2 separate regions of the Homo sapiens genome follow, and region 2 is linked to region 1. Evidence: chromatin contacts called from ENCODE Hi-C data. All regions are on one chromosome and are shown on one strand. Each heading gives the region's core, a stretch centred on a gene start or an enhancer-like site at or near the end of the contact. The rest is flanking DNA. Distances are from core to core; before and after follow the strand shown. Region 1 holds the start of THBS2 (thrombospondin 2). Region 2 holds the start of LOC124901473 (a long non-coding RNA gene).

What was found. Hi-C counts contacts between places; a loop is a spot of excess contacts on that map.
Region 2: a map of ovary shows a loop between it and region 1 (2.0-fold over the local background). The contact joins the enhancer-like site here to the promoter of THBS2 in region 1. A Hi-C loop is called at or near these places in 1 of 168 maps with a recorded cell type or tissue (ovary).

The regions. Positions count from the first base shown.
Region 1 is chr6:169,250,565-169,257,959 of GRCh38, forward strand. THBS2 (thrombospondin 2) reads right to left here and starts at 3,282. Exons shown (of 22, transcript NM_003247.5): 1 at 3,160-3,282; 2 at 169-242. The coding sequence starts at 220. RefSeq lists enhancers at 818-1,331, 1,844-2,356, 2,357-2,868.
Region 2 is chr6:169,424,287-169,431,681 of GRCh38, forward strand. It overlaps LOC124901473 (a long non-coding RNA gene), which reads left to right and starts at 729. Exons shown (of 2, transcript XR_007059894.1): 1 at 729-854; 2 at 1,887-3,572. It also overlaps a transcript of WDR27 not described here. RefSeq lists an enhancer at 4,821-5,388. Within about 2 kb of position 3,790, at least 9 of the 41 ENCODE cell types and tissues checked have a DNase peak (open chromatin) inside an H3K27ac peak, as active enhancers do; they include ovary, where a contact is called at or near this core.

The DNA.
Region 1 (7,395 bases), core at 2,032-4,531:
TCATGTCATATTGGCTCAGAAGTAAGTTACTATTTGATTTATAAAGGAGCTAGAAGGTCCTCACGGGTAAGATTGTCCAACCACACACTTTATTTTGTCATCTCTCCCCTTGCAGCTAAGCCATATCTCACAAGCCAGAGAGAGACCACAGGCTCTGAGGACACTCACCTTGCGTGCTGGGCCACACCCACAGAGCCAGCAGGACCAGCCTCCAGACCATCCTGCCTCCTGCAGCTGAGCTCCTGGGAATACAGGAAACCCTTGTTAGTGATGAGTCCACAGCTGCAACCCTGCCTGTGAGCGAGACTGGCCCAGTGACTCACATGACCATTGAATAACAGTTTGCATATAAAACTCAGCACCAACTGGATTTGTGGCAAACTGAGAGCGAAGGAGGAAATTTACTCTTCAAGCAGGATTCTTCTAACTATAAGATTTGTTGAGCTAGCATTTGCCGGCAAGCACTGCACATCACGTTCTAAATATTCCTATTATTTCATCTTCATAATAGCCTGGGAGGTATGTGCTGCTCTAATTGTCCTCATTTTACAGATGAGCAAATGGAAGATGGGCAAGTTCAGCGCTTGCCTGGAGTAATTCTGTTCATACGACTCGTAGACAGGACTTAGATGTAGAAAGTTTGAATTTAGAAAAATATCCAGCCTGACAAAAATAATCTGTGAACGCATTTTGTGTAAATATCCAGCAAAAAACAGTTATGCATAACCTAATTAAATAGAATGAATATCAACTGTAAAAAAAAGTTACAAATAAACTTAATTTGGTGAATTATACTTACAAAACAACAGAACACTTGACTTAGCCATCATTTTGACCCTGCCTCTTTATTTTCCTGCAGGCCTGTTTTTCCATTCTTGGGGATTTTAAGTTGGCACAGCTCAGTGGAGGCTGGCCCCGAAGTCAGGAGATGTGGTCCAAAGCCCGGCTGGGCGATTAACCCTGTGGATCTCAGCTTCTCCTCTTCCGGGCGAGCATGAGCCTGAGGGTCCCAGGGCTCCCCAGGTCCCTTCCAGCAATTGGTCACACCCTGCTCTAGGTTGAAGGGAAGACTGAGACCCCAATTCTTCCCATATTTAGAATATCAAAGGCCGTTAACTTCTCATTGTTAATCCAAGGACTCTCCCTCTCCAGAAACAACATTTGGTAACCTGGAAATCCTCACCTTCCAGGAATAGAGAAACATTCCTCAGAAGAAGAGAAATGCTTGGCAGCACCTGCAGACCCCCCACCCATCTGCTGCTGGGACCCCCCCCCCAAACCATCTGCTCCCCCCAGTGCCGCCCCAGGGGTCCTTGGTGATTGTTTCATCTGTCCTGGCTCCGGAAGCAGCACGGCCTGCGGCCGGAGTCAGCACCAGGCTGAGCAATGCTGAGCACCAGCTGTGCAACCTAGGGAAACTTACTTAACTTCTCTGTCTCAGTTTCCTCATCCGTAGAATGAAACGTAGCGTCATGTAAAATGCCCACCTCATCGGGTTGTCATGAGAGATGAATTCGGCAAATGAAACTTCACCAGGGGCTGACTTAGCCCAGCGAGCCACAGGCATGGGTTACCGGAGCAGAATGTGCCTCTGGGTCTGGGGCGCTTTCTACTCTAACTGCCCGAGGCAGCTGCAGTAATAATGGTGGTGCTGATAGGGCCTTTCTATGGAGCTCTTAAGAGGGTTTAATGACAGGAGCGAACACTTGGCCATGAGCTTAGAACAGTACCTGCATGCAGTAAGCACCACAGAACGGTGTTAGAATACACAGCTCAGGTACAGCCTTGGCAGGCTCTTCCCACCTCCCCACCTCATCAGCCCACACTGCCGGGTACGTCGCAGTCCCCTAAGGACAGCTGTGTGGGGCTGGCCCTGCAGAGGCCAGCCAAGAACAGGATGGTAAATGCGAAAGTTCTGGATGCCCAGCTTCATAAGGACAGGTTAGAAAAACTAAATCAAACTCCTTTGACGAAACCAGATCCTACTGTCTCTGCCTTGAGGTAGATTCTTACAAGAGCAGGAGGCTAACAAAGCATCCCCTGCTGCGGATTGTCAAAGGACAGTGAGGCTCCATCCCACAGGAAGGATGAGCAGCCAGGCTACCTGGCCTCAGCCCATCCAGGGACACCGGGCATGCATGGATGGAGCCACGGATGAGCCAGTGCCGCTCACCCCTGCCCCAGCCTCTGCACGCCACACATCCACGTTTATGCTTGTGTTTTTCCAAAAGAAAGATTTCGGTGCCTGTCTGCAGCAGAATGTAGTTTGAATTTGCAAAGGTCTTTTAAAACTCTTTTCGTATGAACAATCAAAGTAAAAGATAGCTTTGCAGAGAGCTAATTGTTTACCGGCCGTCCACCACCAACAGCAGTCTGATTAAACACCAGACTCCTGGGTGCTCAGCTCCCAGTCCTGGGCAGCCAAACCCACCTTCCTTAAGTGGTAGCCAGGCAACCTGCCAGCTCGCTTTTCATATGCAAACTGCCCCAAGACTGTTAAAAGTCGCTGTGTGTCCCGGCAGTCACAGGATTTTCCATAGACTTACCACAAATACTCTCTAGTTATGTTCAAAACCACTTTTCAGCTGCTAATAATGTTAACAATCAGAGTCTCTCTTTAATCTACTAATAATGTTAACAATCAGAGTCTCTCTTTAATCTACTAATAATGTTAACGATCAGAGTCTCTCTCTAATCTACTAATAATGATGTTAACAATCAGAGTCTCTCTCTAATCTCCAGTTACTTTTCAGATATTCCGGGAGTTGTTTCTAATTCTCTCCTCAATAACAAACTCTCATGTGGAATCTTCTTCTTCGGAAACTGAAAACATAAAGCGTTTACCCGGGTTCCCAGGCAGGTATATACATTGAAATAGCAGCAGCCACAACCCTCAGAGAGGAAGGGGTGCCCGGCTGGTGAAAGCACAGCCACGGAGGAAAAGCTGAGGAGCGGCCACGTGCCTTGCTCTTCAAGCGGGCAGTAGAAACACCACGTGAAGAAACACTTGCCATTTAGTGTTAATAGATACACCACCCACCTTAAGTTAAGAATCGAAATTGCTCCTTTTTCTTCTCCGCTTCTTAGAGTTCGAGAACTCTAATTTCTTAAAATTAGAGCACCATTAAATAATTGATTGAGTTTAAGAAATAATCGTACCTGGTTTGCCAAAAAGATGCAGTGATGACTGGTTTCAGTGTTCCGGACCGAGTCAGAAAGGCGCAGGCTCTGCTGGAGCGAGAGACCGGCCCTGCAGTGCAGGATGCTCCGGTGGACGTGGCCGAGCGGCTCCCGGGCAGCGCGGCTTTATATGCCGCTTCTCCTGTGCAGGGCTGTCAATCAGACACACGAGGAAGCACGTTTAATTCATTCCTTCGAAGGAATGACATCATCCCCCTTCTGATCTCACCATTTGCTCCGAGTACCTGCTGCAGGGGTCCAAGTCCAGCCCCTCTGTACTGGATGCCGTCTCCTCCTCCTGCACCCCGGCCCCTGCCAGACAGGCCTGGGAGGAGCCAGACGGAGAGAGGGAAGGCAGGGACTCACTTTTCCTGTCTTCTCTCAGGAAATAAGATGCTATAAATAACACTAGCAAGATTGGCTAGAACTCCTCATTTTGCTTAAGAGAAAAAAATGCAAGTTCTATGCCTTAAATATGTTTCGAATTACTCAATGTGATATTGGTCTTTCTAAACCAAATGAGTGACTCTCAATAACACATGAAATACATCGGTGAGTATCAATAATCAGTCTGTATATTAATAAAGTTATTATGGTCAATAATCAAGTGTATTATGTGACAAAAATGAAATTTAATATAAAAGGAAGTTGCCAACATTTATCTCAGGCAGTTAGAGGACTGAAAAGCTGTACTGCAGCTTTGGGAAAATTCATTTTTACCCAAATTCTGCTTCATTTGCTCAGTGAGGATCCCCTAGAAGGACGTCTCCCAGTGGACGTGCAATACCCGTAGAAGGGTGTGTCCCAGTGGACGTACAGTACCCGGCCAAGTCCCCTTGGTGCACACTTGCACGTGGCCCCATCACAGGAACAACCTGACGTGCAGGCACAGAGCAAGGACTCGAGAGAACGAGAAGCAGTGGCAGCAGCTAACCCCCGCCCCTCCCACACCTCAGGCATCACCCGCAATCAGGGTGCACTCTGCATGGGGGTGGGGGGCACCGCTTCTCAGAGGTCAGGGTGGACGATGGATGCGGAGGGGCTGCTTCTCCCAGGTCAGGGTATACAGTGGAAAGGGGAAGCTGCTGCTCTAAGGTGGGGGTTGATGGTACATGGGGGAGGGGCTGCTTCTCCCAAGTTGGGCTGGACAGTGGATGGGGGAGGTGCCACTTCTCCCAGGCCAGTGTGAAAGGTGGATGGTGGAGAGGCTGTTTCTCCCAGGTCAGTGTGCAAGGTGGCTGGGGATGTGTTGTTTCTCCCAGGTCAGGGTTAATGGCAGACAGGGGAGCTGCTGCTTCTCCTGGGTTGGGGTGGACCTTGGATGGGGGAGGTGCTACTTCCCCAGGTGGGGTGGATGGTGACTGGGGAGCTGCTGCTTTGCCCGGAGCCACCTGCACCTGCTTCATGTCGGCACCTGCCTGTCAGGTTCCTTCACGTTTGTGTGGAGTTGTCAGCCTGGCCATGGATCCGTCAAGTCCTAGTTAGAGAACATTAAAGCGAATTTCTGTGGACACAACCCTTACTGTGTCTGTGGCAGGGGAGTGTCTCTTAAGCCTCCTGGCATTCCCCCACAGGGGTCCAGCGCTGCAGAGGTCGGCAGGCACCATGAAGAGCAAGCCTCACTTTCTGGCCTCTGTCTTCAGGGAGGATATGCGAGCGGGTGTGGGAGAGGGAAGGAGCTTTCATTTGTGAAAACCTCTGTTTTTCCTAATGGCACCTGTTTATTTATCACTTGGCAAACATCAGTTTCCGACACATGCACAGACAAAAGCCTCCAAGAGTGTATGTGTCATGTTTAAGGTACGTTATTTTGCTTTTTAAGCTATTAGGGACAAAGTCATCATTTGAATTAAAAAGTAGTTTAAATAGATTGATGTTATCTCAAATTCAAAAAAAGTATAAACCAGTTCCCCTTAAAGAATTTTCAGTGGATAATTATCCATTCATCAGTTTGAGTTTTTCTGCCTCCAGGTTAGTTTTTCCTGGGGCCAGAACATGGAGGGCGGCATCCCCTACTCTGCGTGCCACGGCCTCTCCTGTTCCTCAGTCCACAGAATGCGTGTTTCCTGATTAAAGCTGAAGACAGGCAGCTCAGCTGCTCAGCACTTCAGGAGCATGCGGTGAAGACCGTGACACTCACTGGGGAGCAGGAAGGTATGTATTCATGACTCCACGTGCCGATGGGCAGGTACAGAGAAGATGGGCCTCCTTCTGTAAAATCTGGCAGCCCAGAATCAGGGAAGTCTGTTTAGAGGAGACAGAAGGTAAGCCGATTGGAACATGGCCCGTGAATGGGGTGTCCCCAGTTGAGAAAGTATTTCAGGCAGAGAGAGTGGGTAGGTGTTCATGGTGCAAAGAACAGCAGGCTCCTGGTGCGGCACCCAGGCCAGGTGCATGGAATGGGCTTCATAGACGATGGAAGTCACAGAGAGTTTCCTGGCAGGGTGAGGCGGGACTTCATGGGCCCACTGTGCAGGGGACCAGAGGGGGAGTAGAGGGGACAGCCCCTGGTCAGCATCTTCCCTGGGCCCCCTGGGGGTGAGGAGGAAGGGAGATGTGAGGATGAAACAAAAAGCAGTCAGAGGCTTCGTCAGGAAAGCCAGCGATGCTGAGGGAAGCATCATCACATGTGTGCGCGGGAGGATGAGGGACAGACACGCAGCAGGTGGAATCATGTCCCCCCAAGTTCACATCCACCCCAAACCTGTGAATGAGCTTACTGGAAATACCACAGTGCTTGTGGATGAAATCAAGTGTAGATGTCGTCGAACTGATGTAGGACAGGCTCCAAATCTAATGGCTAGTGTTCTAATAAGAATAAAGAATATGAAGACGGAGACACAGGGCGAGCTCCGCTTGATGAAAGAGGCAGAGACCACAGTGATGCAACCACTAGCCAAGGTCACCAAGGGCTGCCAGAAACACCAGAACTGTGGGAGACAGGGAAGGGGCCTCTGCCAGAACATTCCGAGGACGTGCAGCCCTGCCACACACTGCATTTAAAACTGCTGGACTCCAGAACCATGGGACAATACATGTGTGTTGTTTGTGATACTTCATCATAGCGGGCCCAGGGAACTAATACAGGCACACCTTGGAGATACCGCAGGCTCGGTTCCACACCTCTGCAATAAAGTGAGTTGCATGGATTTGTGCTTTCCCAGTGCATATAAAAGGGATGTTTACACTCCACTATTGTCTATTAAGGGTGCAATAGCATTATGTCTAAGAGAACAATGTGCATATCTTAATTCTAAAACATTTCATTGCTCAAAACTACTAACCGTCATTTGAGCCTTCAATGAGCCGTCATCTTTTCGCTGGTGGAGAGTCTTGCCTCAATGCTGGTGGCTGCTGACTGATCAGGGTGGTGGTTGCTGATGGTTGGAGTGTCTGTAGCAGGTTCTTAGAGTAAGACCACAATGAAGTTTGCTGCATCTATGGACTCTTTTATAAAACGTTTCTCTGTAGCATATCATGGTTTTTGATAGCAGTTTACTCACACAATAACTTGTTTCAAAATTGATGTCCATTCTCTGAAATGCTGCTGCTGTTTTTTCAACTTAGCTTATGTAATAGTCTAAATTATTTGTTGTCATCTCAACATCTTCCCCAGGAGTGAAGCATTTCACAACATCTTCACTGGGAGTACATTTCATCTGAAAAAATCATTTTCTTTGCTCATCCTTAAGAAATAACTCCTGATCCATTCAAGTTTTATCATGAGAGTACAGCAATTCAGTCCCATCCTCAGGCCCAGCTTCTAACTCTACCTCTCTCACTCATTCCATCACATCTTCAGTGACTTCCTCTACTGAAGCCTTGAACCCTCAGGGTCATCCCTCATGGTGGGGTTTGGAAGAATCAGCTTCTTCCAAACTCCTGTCAGTGTTTATATTTTTCCTTTTCCCGTGAATCATGAATGTACTAGTGGCATCTAGAATGGTGAATCCTTTCCAGAAGGTTTTCAGTTGACTTTGCTCATATTCATCAGAGGAATCACTCTCTATGGCAGCTATAGCCTCATGAAATGTATTTCTTAAATAGTAAGACTTGAAAGTCCAAATGACTCCTTGACTGATGGGCTGCAGAGTGGATGTTGTGTTAGTTAGTAAGCATGAAAGCAACATCATCTCATTGAGCATTTCCATCAGAGTTCTTGGGTGACTAGGTGCATTGACCAAGAGCAGTAATATTCTAAAATAGATCATTTTT
Region 2 (7,395 bases), core at 2,540-5,039, 170 kb after region 1:
TGGGAGTGCCTTCGGCGGGGTGCTGAGTCCATCCTGCATCAGGTCAAAGCAGGAGGAGGAGGCGGGGGGGCTGCCACTGACTCACTCACAACCCCATGCAACGCACATCCTGAGTCCTTTCCCTCCTAACAGGCGCGACACCTTCCTGGGCGGCATGGGGGTGTCACTCCTGCTGGAGGCGCTTCCTCCTACACCTGCTCCAGCATCTGTGAGACCCACCAGAGACCGGCAGCTACTGGCTTTCTCCTCTCAACTCTAGAAGCGATGCCACGGGAGGATCACTGGCTGCAGGTCCCTCCCATCGCGCCGGACGCTCCCCGCCAGGACCAGATTCACGCGTGGCCATCCCCACAGGCCCTGTCGTCTACACGAGGCTGAGACCCAGCAGCTCCTTGTTCTCCAATCTCTCCCATCCCTGGGTTCTCCTCCCCCATCCCGTCCTGTGTGAACTGCTGAGCTCACAGCTCATCTCTGCTCCACTCCCTCCACGTCTCCAGCTGGAGGAGAAAACCCCACGGCCGGGGATGCTTCTGCGGTTCCGCCCGGGGCTCCCACCCGCGCTGCAAGGCTGCGAGTTCCCCTCATCAAGCCAGGGCCTTTTCCCGCTGCTGGCGCCAGCGAACTTCCTTAGATTCTCCACGACACGTGGCTCTGCGTGTCTCCATCTCTGACGCAGCTGCATTCTCTGAAAGCTGATGCCTGACCTTGGCATCTCCTCAGCACTGCTCAGGCGCAGGCAGCCGCTGTGCCCTGAGAATATCCTCCAGGCGATCCGGCTTGAGTCCAGCTCAACAAGTGGAAGTCCAGGGACCTCCCGATCTGTGCGCAGGAGGAGGCTGGCAGCGCCTGGGAAGGTGTCTGGGAACGTGCAGGGAGGCGCCTGGGAATCTGTGGGGAGGTAGCTGGGACCATGGGGAGGTACCTGGGAGCGTGTGGGGAGGCGCCTGGGAGCGTGTGGGGAGGCGCCTGGGAGTCTGTGGGGAGGCGCCTGGCAGCGTGTGGGGAGGCGCCTGGGAGTCTGTGGGGAGGCGCCTGGCAGCGTGTGGGGAGGCGCCTGGGAGTCTGTGGGGAGGCGCCTGGCAGCGTGTGGGGAGGCGCCTGGGAGTCTGTGGGGAGGCGCCTGGCAGCGTGTGGGGAGGCGCCTGGGAGTCTGTGGGGAGGCGCCTGGGAGTCTGTGGGGAGGCGCCTGGCAGCGTGTGGGGAGGCGCCTGGGAGTCTGTGGGGAGGCGCCTGGGAGTCTGTGGGGAGGCGCCTGGGAGCGTGTGGGGAGGCGCCTGGGAGTCTGTGGGGAGGCGCCTGGGAGTCTGTGGGGAGGCGCCTGGCAGCGTGTGGGGAGGCGCCTGGCAGCGTGTGGGGAGGCGCCTGGGAGCGTGTGGGGAGGCGCCTGGGAGTCTGTGGGGAGGCGCCTGGGAGCGTGTGGGGAGGCGCCTGGGAGCGTGTGGGGAGGCGCCTGGGAGCGTGGGGGGAGGCGCCTGGGAGTCTGTGGGGAGGCGCCTGGCAGCGTGTGGGGAGGCGCCTGGCAGCGTGTGGGGAGGCGCCTGGCAGCGTGTGGGGAGGCGCCCGGAGTGCCTGGGGAAGTGTTTAGGAGTATGTCGGGAGGTGCCTGGAAGTGTTTGTCTGGGGTGGTGATTTGTTGTGCATTCTTGCAGAGCCCAGCCCAGGCATGGACACAGCCCTTTTTCTTTGGGCTCCATACTTGAGGATTCCTCTCGAAAGAGCTCAGAGTGAGGGGTTCATTTTCATAATATCTGGGACAGTGGATGTGTCCATTTCCACAGCTCAGCCACACTGCTCCTGAAGACCCAGTCCGTGCTCCCTGCGCCCCTCAGTTTTTCCAGAAACTTTGCTTCCTGCTCTCGGCTTAAAGACACCTCGTGCCTCCGCAGGCCCGCCAGCGTGCGCTGATGAGCAAGGGACACACACCCAGGTGCAGCTGATCTGAGCCATTAGAGGAATTAAAACGCCAGCCTCCCCATCACCTTCACCTGGCAGTTCTTCCAGGACGATGGAAAAACTACTTTTCCTGCCCATCCCCTCTCTTTCCTCACCTTTAAATGGCCAAAATAGCTGCAGTTTAGGTTAAAATCACTTCGTTGTTATTATGTAACGAGCAAGCAAAGTTCAGCTCAGGAGTTTTGACAAGCCCCTTATTAACTTTATTAAAGGTTAACCGTCTCAAATTTACAGTAAGATATAGACTTATTTTATAAATTATGTCCATCAGAGCTATAAAATTGATATCTGAGCTATTAAAAGAAAAAAGCTGGAAACTTCATTTGTCCCTTTACCGTGCCAATTGAGTTCTGCGAGAGCCACTGGAAGCTCGCCGTGACACAGCCACAGTCCACCAGCCTGTGCTTCCTGCAGGCCATGCTCTGCTCCAGGATCTGGGTGGGCCCCAGCAGCGAGGAAAATTGGAAACTGTCTTTTTACTGGGTTCCATTGGTGTCACTGTGCTGCACAGTATCTGCTGAGGCCTCGCCATGCCCAAGCACAGCGCTGAGCATAGGACACAGAGGTGTGAGGGGCCACACCTTCCACACCCACTCAGCACCTGCCTGCTGCCTGCTGCTTGCCTGCTACATGCTGGGCCTCCTGACGAGGGCAGGGGGCCGACAGAGGAAGTGCAGCCCCACATCATCCGTCCCAGACAAGGGTCGTGGCAGTGCTGTGGTGGTGGGGGCAGTGGGGGGGGGGTGGCGGTTGCATACCATCCTGACCTTGTTGGATCAGAGGAATAAACAGATGAGGAAGAAATCAGCAGGTGAATGGCAGGAGGTACAGCCGCCGGGAAGAGCCCCTGTGGTCTCAGGCCTGAGGCCCTGAGGCTGGAAAGCAGGTGTTGGGTCCCAAAGGCCTTGGAGCAGAGTCCAGGCTTTGCAGGACTGAGCAGGTGGGGAGGGGGGAAACCGATCATCACCGCTGCAGCACTCTCTGGGAGAGCAAGTGGCTACCTGCGCTCTGAAAGAAGGGAGCAAAGTAGGTGGATCTGAGAACTATTGGAAGGCAGAGTCAAGTCCCTGGGATTTAGAGTGTGATGACTGGGCTGAGAGACAGGGAGGACCCAGGAAGACTGAGAATCTCCCTCTGTCCTTAAACCTGTGCACTCTGGGGACATCTAAAAAGTTTCTGACTCAGCGCCTAGGACCGTGGGCCCCCCATCTTAGAAACTGAAAGGAATGTTCATCTACCTTTAAGCAAAGGCTTGTGTTTTTAAGTGAAATCATCTCAGATCCAGGAGAGAGGGCTGGGAAGACAGTGTGCAGAGGACTTGGGTGAACTCCTGGGTCTCTGGTGTCTTTCCCAGTAATGTCTGCTGTGTCTGCAGAGCAGGAGTTTCTGCTGCTTCTTCTGATCCCAACTCCTTGCGTCCCTCGAGTCATTTCTATTCTGAATCCCACCTGTGCCCTTCACCCCAGGGCCTGTGTGGAGAAACAAGGGTGTCAAAAATGAATGAGACAGGACAAGGGGCAGCCCCTGTCTTATTTTGCTTCTTTGGAACAAGTGAAGACAAACAACAACCAAAAAAAAAAAAAAAAACCATTTCCAGGCGAATTCCCTGGATTATTTTAGCAAACTCCACAGCTTTTGATAAACTTGGGCCGAGCATAAGGAAGCAAAGAGTCGTACATCTTTTTCACATCCTTGCTCCTTTCACAGCAGGCTTTCAGCGGGAGGGGAGGAGGCGAGGCCCCAGAGGGGTCCCGGAGAAAGCAGAAGAAAGCGGCGTCGACATTTTCTGAAATGCCAAAGGTCCCGTCTCCACTTTCAATCTCCGCAGTTACAAAACAGAGGGCTGAGTCATCACTCCCATGAAGTCAGGGGAGGGGAGCCATTCAGAAGGCAGTTGTAATTTTTACTTTATCTTTTACTAAATATTGAGGATGGAAACCCCCAGCCTTTCCCACATGCATTTTCTCCAGTGGAGAGCTAGAAGACTGGGCCGTCTCTCTTGCCCTGCTTTTTGTCTTCTCTGAGGTCTTTTGAACTTTCCCCTAAGTGGGCTCAAAAGGGATGATTCAGTCTCCAAGAAGCCCAGCAAGTACTTTCAGAAAAGTTAGGGAAACGTTTTCAGCCATTTCAGAAAGTTTAGAGTGGTTTTAGTTATGGAATCTTAACACAGTTCTAAATTTGTTATGTATTCATTATCTGTTCTTAAACAGATATATTTTCCAAAGTGAATGCCACAATTTTCTGTGAACATATTAACGAATGTTTCAGAAAACAAAATTAATTAGTGGTCTAAAGTATTTGGGAAACCACGGGTTAAATCAAACAGCTTTCTTAGCTGCTCTGTGGGGGTGGGACGGTGGCGGGGGGGAGGGGGGGGTTCTACTCCTTTGATAGCCGAATCTGCACCACAGAGCTCTACAAGGGAGGCACATTTCCCAAAGGCAGCAGAGCCTGCAGTGAAGTGCCTGCTGTGCGGGGAGGGCCCGCCCTCCTATTAAGAGGGGCAGGTGGCTGGCGTCAGGGTGAGGGTGAGCCCTTGCCTTCACAGAAGATGTCCACGTGGTGGTTCTGGACTAGCCTCTTCCTTTCTCTGAGCCGCTCCTCTTCCCGTGAAGGAAGTCTTCGTCCCACTTCTCAAGGCTGCCTTGAGCTCAGAGGAGGATGCCTGGCTTGTAAGGTGCTCTCGGCAGCCACGGTTGTCCTCACTGGAAATGGAGCTTGCACCACACAGTGAGTGGGGCAGACACAGGCGTCCCAGACAAAACTCCCAGGCAGAAAGCAGAGAGTAGGAAGCAGCATCATTGGTCCCAAGAAATGATGGATCTTGCCCTCAGCAGCCCCTCTCCTGCAGCCAGAGGGGAGCGTCCTTCACCCTTGTTTTCCAGCCCCAGGCTCCTCTCTCCCGAGGCTCGTGTTCTCTGTGGCCGCATCACACGGCGCTGGGCGGCTTTGGCTTTGTCCTGTCCACAGGCCTGAGGACCCAGGGGCACTTTTACACTTCACAGTCACAAGCAGTCTAGGCTTTACTTGCTGACACAAGCCCTTGACAGCTGCGTGGGCTCCTGGTTGGTTTGCTTCAGCCGCCCCCGTGCCAAGGAGCCCACCGGATGGCTTCTGTCCTTGACTCCCTTGCACAGGCATTTGTGAAAAGACCACACTCTTCATCTCATGTCTGCAACAAGACTGAGTCCTTTTTTTTTTTTTTTCCCAACTGAGAAGTCTTAGTTTGTCATTGAAAGACTTTTAAAATTTTATTTCTGATTGTCTGGAATCTAGAAGTGATGAATGAATTCTCCCAACACTTCAAGACCTCACATTACTGGACTCTTTCTATTTTCTGTCACTTCTAGTTGGAAACCAGCGAATTCCATCCTGGCCTCCTTTCTTTCTTATCCCGCTTTGCTAAAGCACAAACTAAACCCAGCACACATGGGAGCAGGCATTTCAACTTTGTCGGGCACCACAGTCATCTGAAGGGTTATTAAAACACAGATTTCTGCAACCCACAATTTCTGACCTGGGGTCTGAAGTGGGCCCAAAACTTTGCATTTTTAATTTTCCAGGTAACACCGATGCTGCTGGTCTGGGGACTACAGTTGAGGTGCCCTGGCCTACGAGCTGTGGGTTTAGGTGGTAGTGTCCTATTTCCAAGCAATTTCAGATGACAGTTTTACCAGGTATTTGCCACGGTGTGGTATGGGTCCAAACACGTTTTCCAGATGAGTGATTTCCCTTCGAGTTGTGTTTCCAGGCCAAGGCCCCTCATGTCTCCTGGTTCCACCATCTTCAAGGGCCTCAAGGTCACTGGGCTCATCTGCTCTGAGCTGCAGAAGGGCACAGGGCATGGGGCTGTGTCTTGGAGGCTTTAGAAGTTGGCCCTAAGAGTGGCACACGTCAAACCCACCATATGTCACGGCCCAAACTCCATCATGCAGCCACACCAGGTTGCAAGGGAAACTTTGGTTCAGACACAGAGCCTGTTACCTGAAGAAAGAAGGGAGAGCTTGGTGAGCACCCGCCTACCTGCTACAGGGCAAGGGAAGGCCAGGCAGCCTTTGAACAGGCCCCACAGTGTAGTAGGAGCTTGCAGCTAGGCTAGGGGTATGCTTTGACACAGGACCAGACGGTCTGGTAGAGAATCAGATGTGTGGTGTGAAAGAAAGGAAGGAGTCAGAAATGAATCCAGCATGTTGGGCTGAACAACAGGAAAGATGCAAGCTCTGCACAAGTGGCTTCTGTGGCTGTTTTGTCCCTCCTACATCTCCAGCCCCAAGTGCCGGAAACCTAGTAGGCCTCATTATATGTCCTGAATGAGGACGAGGGAAGTTCAAATGGAAAGCTGTAGCTTCCACAAGGATGAAGAAGGAAAACAGGAACATCATAACTTGGAAGAAACTTTACCGACACTTTCAAACGAGGCTCCACTTGTCAGGGCAGATCCCAGCTCATTCTCTGGCACAGAGCTGTCCTCATCTGTAATAGTAATTATAAAGAACCTTGTAAGCTGAAAGTCATTCAAAGAAACGTAAATGAATCTTTTCTTGTTAGAATTGTGAACCCCATGATTAGCTGGAACAGTTTTTCCCGGTGGGGAGGAAGTTGACTGGAGTTTCTTTAACCATGGCATCATACATAGGCGGCCCCTCTCAAGTGCCTACTATGAAGAAATGGATGATATGAATCAGAGTTATCTTGTCCTGCCCATATAAACTATAGTCAAGAGACCGGGGGTGGGAGCACTCAGGGCACACACTGCTTGCCCAGGGATTCTGTCTGCTGAATGACTTGCTGTCACCTAAGATCAGTTTTACCTGGTAGCTGCCCAAGTGAACTGCCATGGCTCTAAGGCCAGTGTTACCTGCAACTGTCACTCACCAGTTAGGGCTTGCCAGCTCCCAAAGCCTCACTAGCGCCAATAATTTGTTTTTCAAGATAATATATTTATCTTTCTAATAAAACCCTCAAACTTCTCTTTGTGCATTGGATATATCAAAGACTGCCCCAGTCTGTATGTGTGTCCTAAATTGCAATTCTGATTTTCCAAATAAAACATTTTATTTAGAGGGGTCTCTCTAAATTTTCATTTGACTTTGACATTCTTGGTGTCAGAAGTGGGATCCAAAGCACTCACTTGACACATCAACAGCTGCTGAAACTACAACACGCAGCCCCCACACTTAGGGCTCTTTAGCCCTCTGCTTTCCCAGGTCACCTTTCTCCTATGTGAGTCTTTCTTGGATGGAGCTCCCATTTTTATATTGATTATTTGGTTTTCTTTGGGATTTAAGATGTGTCTTTTCCCCTCCTGATTATAAGCCTCCTGTTTATGAGGGATTTTTTTCCCTGTTAAAGGTGGCTTGCCATCCTTCCTGATGAGTATGTACTTTATCTTTAGGTTCATTTGCCCACTTGGATTTTATTTCAGTTTTTGTGCATTTGATA